Linked DNA regions of Homo sapiens: region 1 is linked to region 2. A link is an interaction called in ENCODE POLR2A ChIA-PET data of the cell type or tissue named here. Cell type or tissue: MCF 10A. All regions are shown on one strand. Links, peaks and the distances in the headings refer to the core of each region. The heading gives the core; the rest is flanking DNA.

Evidence for each region. ChIA-PET counts read pairs that join two places held together with the same protein. Peaks named below come from ENCODE experiments on the same cell type or tissue, not always from the same donor. Only the 100,000 strongest peaks of a DNase experiment are listed, where the experiment ranks them.
Region 1: POLR2A ChIA-PET joins it to region 2 with 5 read pairs; 6 of 35 experiments call an interaction of 5 or more read pairs at or near these places.

The regions. Positions count from the first base shown.
Region 1 is chr1:226,655,061-226,660,428 of GRCh38, reverse strand. The region is part of intron 2 of ITPKB (inositol-trisphosphate 3-kinase B); the gene reads left to right. ITPKB-IT1 (ITPKB intronic transcript 1) reads left to right here. Exons shown (of 2, transcript NR_103784.1): 2 at 3,155-4,349. Among named protein-coding and RNA genes, the nearest start is that of ITPKB-IT1, 17 kb to the left of the region's middle. RefSeq lists an enhancer at 655-1,485. In MCF 10A, for the core only: no CTCF peak of the experiment used is centred there; DNase peaks (open chromatin) are centred at 2,068, 3,308 and 3,678.
Region 2 is chr1:226,749,726-226,755,093 of GRCh38, reverse strand. No RefSeq gene overlaps it. Among named protein-coding and RNA genes, the nearest start is that of ITPKB, 13 kb to the right of the region's middle. RefSeq lists an enhancer at 295-794. In MCF 10A, for the core only: no CTCF peak of the experiment used is centred there; no DNase peak of the experiment used is centred there.

The DNA.
Region 1 (5,368 bases), core at 272-5,271, 95 kb after region 2:
CTCGATTCTTGAGTAACCAAAAAAAGACTCTGGTTTAGCAAGATTGCAGGCCCCTTTGATGCCAGCTCCTATAGAGTGTGGATGAGGGAAGGAGTGCAGACCTGAAAGAGTCGCTAAGGAAGAGCATTCTTTGCTGGTGTCTCCAGTGTCCCTGGCTCCTGCAGGATACTGGGGATGCCCACGAAGAGATGTCCCCTGCCTGCCAGCAAGGGCATCACAGATTGAGGGATGGGAGAGTGAGCAAACAGTGACTAACCTGAGTGAAAGGTTGCCCTCCAAACCCTTGAGTGAAAAAGACCCCTGGGGCCTGGGGCCAGCCAGGCTGCCAGCCGTGGGGTCCTGGAGAGAAACCCAAGCAGACCAAACAGGAAATTCCCACAAATATGCCCCCTCTTGTTACTTGGAGAAGTCTCTAGAAAAATCCAGGTGTGAGCAGGTGAACATAAAGCAGTGTGAGCCTTGGTGTAGGTGTGCTTTATCTTCCAGGCCTGGGCCCTTAGCATGTGCTGGGTCCGCAGGGTCCTCTTATCAGCCAGATGCCGGGAGTATTGGATTCCTGCCGGCTGTGCAGCCTGGGGGACATAGAGAAGGTTAGGACAGATCCCCAGTTCCCCAGGAGCCTTCCTGCCACTGGGAGACATGGTATGGCACACAAGAATCACGAAGCACCCCAGCTTCCTTTCCCTTCCCTGCCCCACCTGCAGGTCTGCTGTGCAGGTGCCCTGCTGGGAAGCTCTCCCTCCTCCCTTCTGCGTATCCACATCCTGCATCTCCCTCCAGCTTCAGGGAGGATTCCAGGAGTGGCGTGGGGCTAGAGTGGCCTGAGAGACTTCAGGGACAAGGTAGGGCCAGCTTGCAGATTCCAGGGGATCTGCTGGAAGGAGAGGTAGGATGTGGATACACAGAAGGGAGGAGGGAGAGCTTTCTGGGCAGAGCACCTGCACAGCAGACCTGGAGGTGGGGCAGGTATGGGATGGCTTGCCCTGACGGATTGGAGTGGGCACGCCAGAGAGTGAGTGTGGGGCCGTATCTGGGGGTGGCTCTGTATCCCGGAGGGACCCTGCTCCCTCTTATGGGTGGTCAGGGAGCCTTGGTGAGGCCCTGGGCTGCTCCTGGAGCCCTGTCCTTGCCGTCTGGGCCTTGGGCAACCTCCTTTGGCAGGGTTTAGGGCTTATGGTGGAAGAGGAAGAGTGGCCATGATGGAGGGCCCCTGGGTGCCAGTCTGGGTGCTGCCCTTGGCCTAGAAACTAGGCCTCTAGTTGCAACAGGAAGAAGGCAGCTAATCAGGAGACAGCTGGGCAGTCACTCAGGGTTTTCCTGGTTTTGGCCAGAATGTGCTGCTAGGGGTCGATTGACCATGGTGGCGTCCCTCAAAAAGAGTCAGCCAGGTTGGGAGCTCCAGCCTTCAGCCCGACCAGGTCTACGCACTGCAAACCAGGGACCCGGCAGCCCTCGCAGCCTGATTGGGTGTGGAGGGGACAGAGCGCTCACCTGGAGCTAGTTTAGCTAGCTAGTTCACTGAGCTGGTTCGTGTAGCCCCTGCAGGGGGTCCCGGTCTGCAGGGGCTGGTAAGGACCCATCATCCTCGTTCTCCTGCCCCAGGCCCAGCAGTTGCTTCTGAAGGAGGGACTTCACCAACCCGACAGCGCTCAGTAATCCCTACCCTACGCTCATGGGTTCCATAAAGGGCGGGGGAGAAGAACCTCGTGCCTGGTGAGCAGCGCTGTGGAGGATGTTCGGTGCCATCCAGCCTGCGGGAACATCACACGGCGGGTGGAGACGGGGGATGAAATAAAGCCTTACTCGGGTCTTTTCTGAAAGTGCTTTTGCATTTGGCATTTAGGGGGATTTTCTTGTTTGTTAAAGGGGGAAAGGCAGTTAGTCTTACATCCAGACTTTTATTTTTAGCTGGAGCTACCTGTCCTGCCAAGTCCTTGGGCTTAATTTTTCCGATCCTTGGTGTCTTGGTTTTGAAAGCCCTTCCCCTCCTTCCCTCCCAGCTCCTTTTTGGCAGGGGCAGGTTTCGCTTTTGGCCCCAGCCAGGTTTCTAACCAGGGCTACAGGAGGGAGCTATTGAGCCAGGGGCCCCTACCTGCCTGGGCTTGTACCCAGCTGCCGCCAACCCAGCTGGGCCCTGCCAGGGGGAATACAATGAACAAAGTTGGCCACCGCCTCCACTCTGCAGCCTAGGAGAAGCACCAGGCTTTTCCCCAGTGAAGGAAATAATGATCACTAGGGAAACCCTAACTGCTTTTTTAGAAAGACCAAATGAAGAAGGAAGGAAAAAAGGATTTTTTCCAAACATGGAAAACTCAATGACTCTCACTCAGACTTTTGCAAGAGCAAAACAAAGGCTTTGACACAGAACAAATTCTCCCCTGGCAGGGGCGTTCTTCATCCACTTTCGACGCTTTGTTAGATGTGCCTTCCCCGAGCGTGTGTCAGTAAGGACGTTCTGGGAACAGACTTGGAGGGAGGGGAGAGTAGGCCTTTGTTCAGGCCTCCCCCATCTGAAAGGTCACTCTTCTGACAAAGCCCTTGCTGTTTATGTGAGGCTATTTTATAAATAGGGGGGAAGCAGATAGCCCCAGGTCCGAGAGAGATGATGGGAGCCCAGTAATCCTGTTGGCTGAGACAAAATCCTTGGAATTAAGTGGCACAAACCTGGAAGCTGTGTGACCTTTTGCAAGTTACTAAACCCCTCTCAACATGTTTCATCATTTGCAAAATGGAGACAACAATATCAGTGTTGTGAGAGTTACCTGAGCTATTAGCTTATTAGTATCTAACACTATGTTAGACATGTAACGTGATCTCTTTGCACACACGCAGCAGAGTTCGGCTGGCAATACCGTTTTCGGAGTGTTAGAGGGTCCAGGGATCATTTCCCATTTCTGATATTTTAGAGATTTCCCCTCATCTCTTTTACCCAACAACAACAACAAAGGGAGACTCTTTCTTTACGATTATCTAAAGATAAAAGCCAAGTGATCAAACTATTTAAATAAAAAGAGAAGTGCTGGAGGAAAAAGTAGCAAATTGAGGGAACAAGTCAGGTGAAAAAGAGGCTAAGAAGAGAATGTAAACCCCCTCTAGAAAATGAAATTTGCCAAGCAATCTTATTATTCACCTTGAAAATATCTTTCTTTGGCAGTGCCTAGCAGAGTTCCACATACATGAAATAAGATGCTTTGGGAAATCATTCTTCTTTTTGCAACGTCAGTGACTTGAACCAGAAACTGATATTGACTCACTTGGGCTCTGACTCTTTCCAAGTTACACATCTGGGGGCCTAAGGAACTGCCCCATGAGTTCCCGGAGCTGCGATGGGCATGGGACGGGAAGCTTTGTAAGCAATTAATCACACAGTTAGCCTCATCTGATCACCACTGGCCACGATCAGGCCCTCTGAAAGTGCCTAGTTGGATGCTTGCCAATCTGCTATGCCTTGGAGGAAAAAATCATTTCAATTTAAGAAAATAGACACAGAAGCAAAAAACCAAAGTGAGCCTGGAAGGTTTGCCTGTCTGTGACAGTCTACAGAGCAGCTGTTTGTGCCTGTCACCTGCTCAGGCTCTCACGGTGACTGCATGGGGAGGGCAGGGTGTGTGCATTGATACCTGCCGTGCCCAGTGTACGCCGAGGTTTGCCCATGCTGCAGCTGGAAGGCTGCAGAACAAAGGTTCGTTCCAACCTCTACACTTGAATTGCATTCTGCGTCATCATCCTGCCTTCTAGAACAACATCCAACTCCGTGGGCTGCCTTTTAAAATCTTGATGGAGGGGGAGAGGAGTATGTATGTTGCTTCAGCCCTTAATTTGCAAGGTGGTGAAACCACTATGGGCCTGGCCAAATCAGCAAGAAGGGGGCTGGAGGAAGGGCAGCTGTCTTGGGGTACACTGGGACTGGAAGGAGCTGCCTTCCTGAAGTCCTCCTTGCTTCTCTGAAGTTGTCCCAGCACAGCTGTGGCTTCCGGGAGAGGAATGTCAGGGCCCTGATAAGGAAATGAAGTGGAGCCCGCACCTGCCCAGAATGTGAAATTTCTTCAGCAGCCTCTGACCGGGCTCCAGATGGGCAAGTGCAGCCCCTCCCACACCTGCTGAGTTTGATCTCCCTCCTCCTGGATGCTGTGAGGCTTGGCACCTGCCCAGCCAGGCACTCAGGAAACCTGCTGGGGGTCTCTGAGCGCCCACCAGGGTAAACCAAGGTCCCTTTCTTGTGTTAAAGAGAAGAACTGGGATGGAAGCGTGCCCAGGGCTCTTTGGAAGCACCCAGGAGGGGCAATGGAAGGCTTCCTGGGAAGAGGGTTTCTGGGTTGCATTTTAAAATACACACAGGAGTTAGCTAAGTCCTGAGCATCCTCAGTCATTCTTCTGCAAAGTCCCTAATAGCAGAAGCTGACACCCTTGCGGGCCTAAGGTGGCGTGGGGACAGGTGTGTGGAGCAAGAAGTTGCCTGCAGAACTCCACAGGCCTGAGAGAATATGAGCCCGGGTGCGCTGCAGATGGTGCCATGTGTGGATGGGAGTGGGGGTCACCAGGGCTGCCAGTGACCTGCAGTCCTCACGACATACAAGTGTCTGCCCCCAGCGTCACAACCCTTTCTTCTACCCACCCCAAATTGCACTGAGAAATATAACATTGGTTTGGAGGGGCGGGAATTGGCTGGAAAGAAGACAGGAAGCAGACCCCAGGGGGCATGTGGGCTGAGCTGAGGATCAGACAGTGCTGGCCCTGGGTGGCTTGGCCTCCTGCGGAGAAGGCTGGGCTGGGCAGGGCAAGTGGCCACTGACTGGCTCAGACAGCACTGCAGGGACAGGAAGCAAGGCCAGACTCTGAACAACATGCAGAAGGCTGAGGTCTGGTTGCATCCTCACCGCTCCTGCCAGGCCTTTCCAGGGGACTTCTCTGAGCCCCAAAAAGAGAGCCACAGGTGCCGGTGGCCTTGAGCCCTCCCCTGCCCTAGGATTGAGGAGCCTCTGGTCATTGGCTGTGAGCAGGCCACAGAGGCCTGCAGGCCTGGGGTCACCTGCTGTCTCCTAACGGGGGCCATTTCCTCCCCAGGAGGCAGGGCCCATTTCCTGGCTGAGCAGTCACAGGGCATGAGAAGGGCCCCGAGCTTGGTGAAGTTCTGCTTTCCCCATCATGACATTCTTACTGAATTTTGGACAAGGGACCCCTCATTTTCATTTTGCATGTTATGTAGATGATCCTGATGATAGCTAAAGCATTTTGTAAGTGGGGTGGCCAGAGGCCCACACATCCCCACAGCCTAGAGTAGGGTAAACCTGGGTCTCTCCTTCCCCTCCTTCCTCCCTCTTCTTCCTCCTGCCCTCCTCTTCCTCCTCCCCTCCTCCCCACCTCCTCT
Region 2 (5,368 bases), core at 128-5,127:
GATCACCATCACAGATATAATATTAATGAAAAAGTTTGAAATATTGCAAGAATTATCAAAATGGGACACAGAGACACCAAGTGAGCACATGCTGTTGGAAAAATTGCAAAGATAGACTTGCTCGGCTGGGCGTGGTGGCTCCCGCCCTAACTCTTTTTAATTCTGTGAACGCTGAGAGAGATAAGGAAGCTGCAGAAGAAAAGTCAGACACTAAAAGAGGTTGGTTCGTGAGGTTTAAGAAAGGAAGCCACCTTCCTAACATAAAAGTGCAAGGAGAAGCAGCAAGTGCTAATGAAAAAGCAGCAGGAAGTTATCCAGAAGATCCAGCTGAGATAAGTGATGAAGGTGGATACACTAAACAACAGGTAGCTCACGCCTGTAATCCCAGCATTATGGGAGCCCGAGGTGGGCAGATCACCTGAGGTCAGGAGTTCAAGACCAGCCTGGCTAACATGGTGAAACCCCATCTCTACTAAAAATACAAAAATAAGCCGGGCATGGTGGTATGTGCCTGTAATCCCACTTACTCAGGAGGCTGAGGCAGGAGAATCGCTTGAACCTGGGAGGCGGAGGTTGCAATGAGCCGAGATCACGCCATTGCACTCCAGCCTGGGCAACAGAGTGAGACTCCATCTCAAAAAAAAAAAAAAGACTCGCTTGAAGCAGCGTTGTCACAAACCTTCAATTTGTCAAAAACAATATCTGTGAAGTAGAATAAAAGTAGGTATTCTTGTATATGCATGCACGCATGCATGTGTGTGTATGAGAGAGAGAGAGAGAGAACGAGACAGAGCGAGAGACAGAGAGAGCACAAGAGTATAAAACATCCGATGCATCAAACCTGGTGACTACCTTCAAATGCATCCAGAGCCTGCCTCCTTCTCAGCACCTCTGCTCTCCCGCCTGGCCTCACCCCTGCTCCTCCAGTCTGGCCTCCCACAGGAGCCCCCTGAATGCTTTTCCTGCCTGCTCTCTTGCCCCTCCACCCTCTGTTCTCCACCAGCAGCCAGAGGGCTTTTTCTAAAATGTGGGTCAGGTCATCTTACTTCCGTGTTCAAAACTTTCCAAAAGTGTCTCTTCTTGCCCTGGGAAAAGCCCTGACTATCTCCCTGACCTTATTCTCTCCAATGCTCCCTTCTCTCACTCTGCCTCAGCCACAATGGCTGTTTGCTTCCTTGACCCTGCAAGTGTGCTCCTGCCTCAGGGCCTCTACTCTGGCTGTCCCCTCTGTGGGTAACACTCTTCCCTGGTGGCTGAATGACGTCCTCCCTCCTTCCATCCTTCAGATCTCTGCTCAGACATCATCTTAGGCAGAAAGTCTTCCCTGACCACCTCTACAAAATAACTTAGCACTCCCAAGGCCCTCTTACCCTGCCTGTATTGTTCTCCATGTTCTCCACGGCTCTTATCAACATCACACACACCAGACACACACACACGCACACACACACATATACAGGCTTGTTACTCCCTATCTGCCATTACTGTGAAGCCTCTCTGAGGTCAGGACTTGTGTGTGACTCCCTGCTCTATCCTCACAGTCTAGAATACTGCCTGACATATAACTGCTCAGTAACATTTTTTGAATGAATTTGTCTTCTTCCCTTTTTACCTTTAATCACTTTTTTTTTTTTTTTGAGACAGAGTCTCACTCTGTCACCCTGGCTGGAGTGCACTGGCACAGTCTCAGCTCATTGCAAAACCTCCACCTCTTGGGTTCAAGTGATTCTCCTGCCTCAGCCCCCCAAGTAGCTGGGACTGCAGGTGGCCGCCACGACGCCAGGCTAATTTTTGTATTTTTAGTAGAGACGGGGTTTTGCAATGTTGGCCAGGCTGCTCTTGAACTCCTGACCTCAGGTGATCCGCCCACCTCAGCCTCCCGAAGTGCTGGGATTACAAACATGAGCCACCATGCCCGGTTTTTAATCACTTTTTAATTATTTAAAGAAAAAGATGGCTGGGCACGGTGGCTAACACCTGTAATTCCAGCACTTTGGTAGGCTGAGGCGGGCAGATCACTTGAGGTCAGGAGTTTGAGGCCAGCTCTGCCAACATGGCAAAACCCTGTCTCTATTAAACATACAAAAATTAGCCAGGCATGGTGGCGCATACTTGTAATCCCAGCTACTCGGTAGGCTGACGTAGGAGAATCGCTTGAACCTGGGAGGCGGAGGTTGCAGTGAGCCAAGATTGTGACACTGTACTCCAGCCTGGGCAACAGAACGAGACTCCATCTCAAAAAAAAAAAAAAAGAAAAGAAAAAGAAAGAAAGAAAAAAGAAGAAAAAGATGCTGTGAGAACTCACTTGCTCACTTGCCTGGAAGTCAGCCCTGGGGCTCCAGTGGACCCTCTGGGCTCTTTAGTTGAGCAGCCTCCAAGCCTGAGATGCCTGCTTCCCCAGCCTCCGGGGGTGGGTATGGATACACACCTCAGCTCAGCCAATCAGACACACCCACTGGACATTGACACAGAGAAGCAGGTCCATGGAGAAGCCATCTTTGTGGTAATGGTGCCAGCAGCATGGCCACGTCCAGGTTCCAGGAGTATCAGTGCTGCAGCAGGAGCTGTGTTGACAACACCTTATGTGGCACTGGACAAACCCTCAGGAGTGATTTGACCTGGGGAGCCTCCCCCATTCCTGCCCCATCTCCTAAGCTTGATTTTCTGGTATTCTTGATGATTTTATGAGCTCCCCATATCTTTATTATAACTTTATCTTGTGCTTATAGAAGCAATACACAGTTTCTGTTGCTTGCCATTGAGCACCCTGACCACTGTCGGGCCGTGCTCTGTGATGCTTTATGGCAATAAGCACAGCAGGGTGGGGGCATGCAGGAACCACTGGAAAAGCGGTGGCCTCATAGATGACTTCCTAACCTCCTACAACCTATTATACCTTACCTTAATGTGAGCAAGTTGGCATTCTTTGCATCTCATAATTTGAAGTCATTCATCTTTGTGCTTTTCACCGTGTCTGCTCTCTTTGGAGAAGATGTCTATTTTTGAAGCTGCTGGGCATTTGGGAATCCTGCACACAATGTGAGTTGGTTGGGTTGGCATTGTCACCAATGACGATGTGAGTCGGGTTGGCATTGTCAGCACTTGGAGACACAGTTTAGATGGGAAGCTTTCAACCTCAGCATTCATGCCTCAGGGTTCCTTTGGGAGCTACTCTTCTAGCTGCATTTCCAGGAATTTTAATAGAAATTATGTAACAACAAGCACGGAGGCTGTACTCAGGAGAACAAGTGAAGGAAGAGCATCTCAGCCTATTCCCAGCTTCTCAGCTCCAACTTAGCAGGGAGCACATGGCCTCTAGGACAGAAAAACAAAGCCTCAGCCCAAGATGAGCTCCTCCCCTCACCCCTGCTTCTGTTTAAAACACCTGTTTTAACACCTGTTTAAATCGGGTGTTTTAGTTTAGCACAGAGATGGGCACATAATAAATACCTTTAAAAGCAGTCTAGGCTGGGCACAGTGGCTCATGCCTGTAATACCAGCATTTTGGGAGGCTGAAGTGGGAGTATCACTTGAGTCCAGGAGTTTGAGACCAGCCTGGGCAACATAGGGAGACTCCATCTCTACAAAAAAGTGAAAAAATTATCTGGACATGGTGGTGCATGCCTGTAGTCCCAGCTACTCAGGAGGCTGAGGCGGCAGAATCACTGGAGCCCAGGAGTTCAAGTCTATAGTGAGGCATGATCACACTACTGTACTCCAGACTGGGCCACAGAGCAAGATCCTTTTTTTTTTTTTTTTTTTAAAAAAAAAGCAATCGAGTGCTAAACCATTGGCTGGATGATGGGGGAGAGCTCAGAAGGGGAGGAAACACTCCATTTCAGGGCCCTAGAGAGCTGCTAGAGATGGATGATGTAGCCCTGGAACCCCAGTCCCGGCGGGTCAGCAAGTGTTTATCAGGTGGTCACCAAATCAAAGGAGGGTCCACAACATGGAGATGCAAGGTCCTCTTGCTTTTACCACTGAGCGGGCCTTGATGTGGGATGTGTCTGTGACAGTCTTGGCTGCCCTCTAAGGAGAAGCCTGAGGACCAGGCTCTTCCACAGCCGGTTTTGCCTGTAACTTCGATCCAGGTCCTTCTGCACTCGTGAGTCTTGCTTAGGATGTGGCCTAAGTTACTGGCTAAGTTCCAATGTGGCAGGGCCCATGCTAGGGTCTTTCATATACACCATGTCATTTAATCTTTCAAGATCCCTATAGGGTAAGCAGCAATATCCCCATCTTGCGGAGTAGGAAATTGATGTGAAGAGAGGCTACCTAACTTCCAAGTTCACACAGCTCTAAGTGGCTGAACTGGGATTTAAACTCATGTCCAGGCCAGGTGTAGTGGCTCACACTTGTAATCCCAGCACTCTGGGAGACCGAGGCAGGTGGATCACCTGAGGTCAGGAGTTCAAGACCAGCCTGGCCCACATGGTGAAACCCCATCTCTACCAAAAATACAAAAATTATCCAGGCGTGGTGGCAGGTGCCTGTAGTCCCGGCTACTTGGGAGCCTAAGGCAGGAGAATCACTTGAACCCGGGAGGCGTAAGTTGCAGTGAGCTAAGATTGCGCCACTGCACTCCAGCCTGGGCATTGCAGCGAGACTGTCTCAAAAACAAAAATGAAAACAAACAAAAGACTAACTAAATAAACCTTTGTCCACCATGGACTTCTTAACCAAAGGACCCAATGGATAATAAGAATTAACTGATGAGGCCGGGCACGGTGGCTCACGCCTGTAATCCCAACATTTTGGGAGGCTGAGGAGGGCAGATGACGAGGTCAGGAGATTGAGACCATCCTGGCCAACATGGTGAAACCCCATCTCTAATAAAAATACAAAGAATTAGCCAGGTGTGGTGACACACACCTGTAGTCCCAGCTACGAGGGACCCTGAGGCAGGGGAATCGCTTGAACCCGGGAGGCGGAGGTTGCAGTGAGCCGATATGGCGCCACTGCACTCCAGCCTGGCGACAGAGCAAGACTCCATCTCAAAATAAATAAATAAATAATTAATTAATTAACTGATGAATAGGGAAATTTCAGGTCTTCAACATCTTATTCCAGGACCACAGTAGTGGCATTCTAATTGAGCCCCTTGAGGAAGTATTCCCTTAATCACAGATCAGTCCAGATAACCTCTCTTTGACTGTATAGCCCCTGGAGAATACAGCTACCTTATTTTTGTCTTATTATTCTGAGAGAGTTCAAGACCAGTCTCTATCCTTAGAGACAGACTCTAAGATGGGTTGAAGTATTTCTGCCTGCAGGCATCCACGGCCCCGTGTGTGAGTGGGCTCGGCGATTTGCTTCTAAGCAGCGCAGGTGATAGGATTATAATCTTCTAAGCAATGGAGGTGATTAT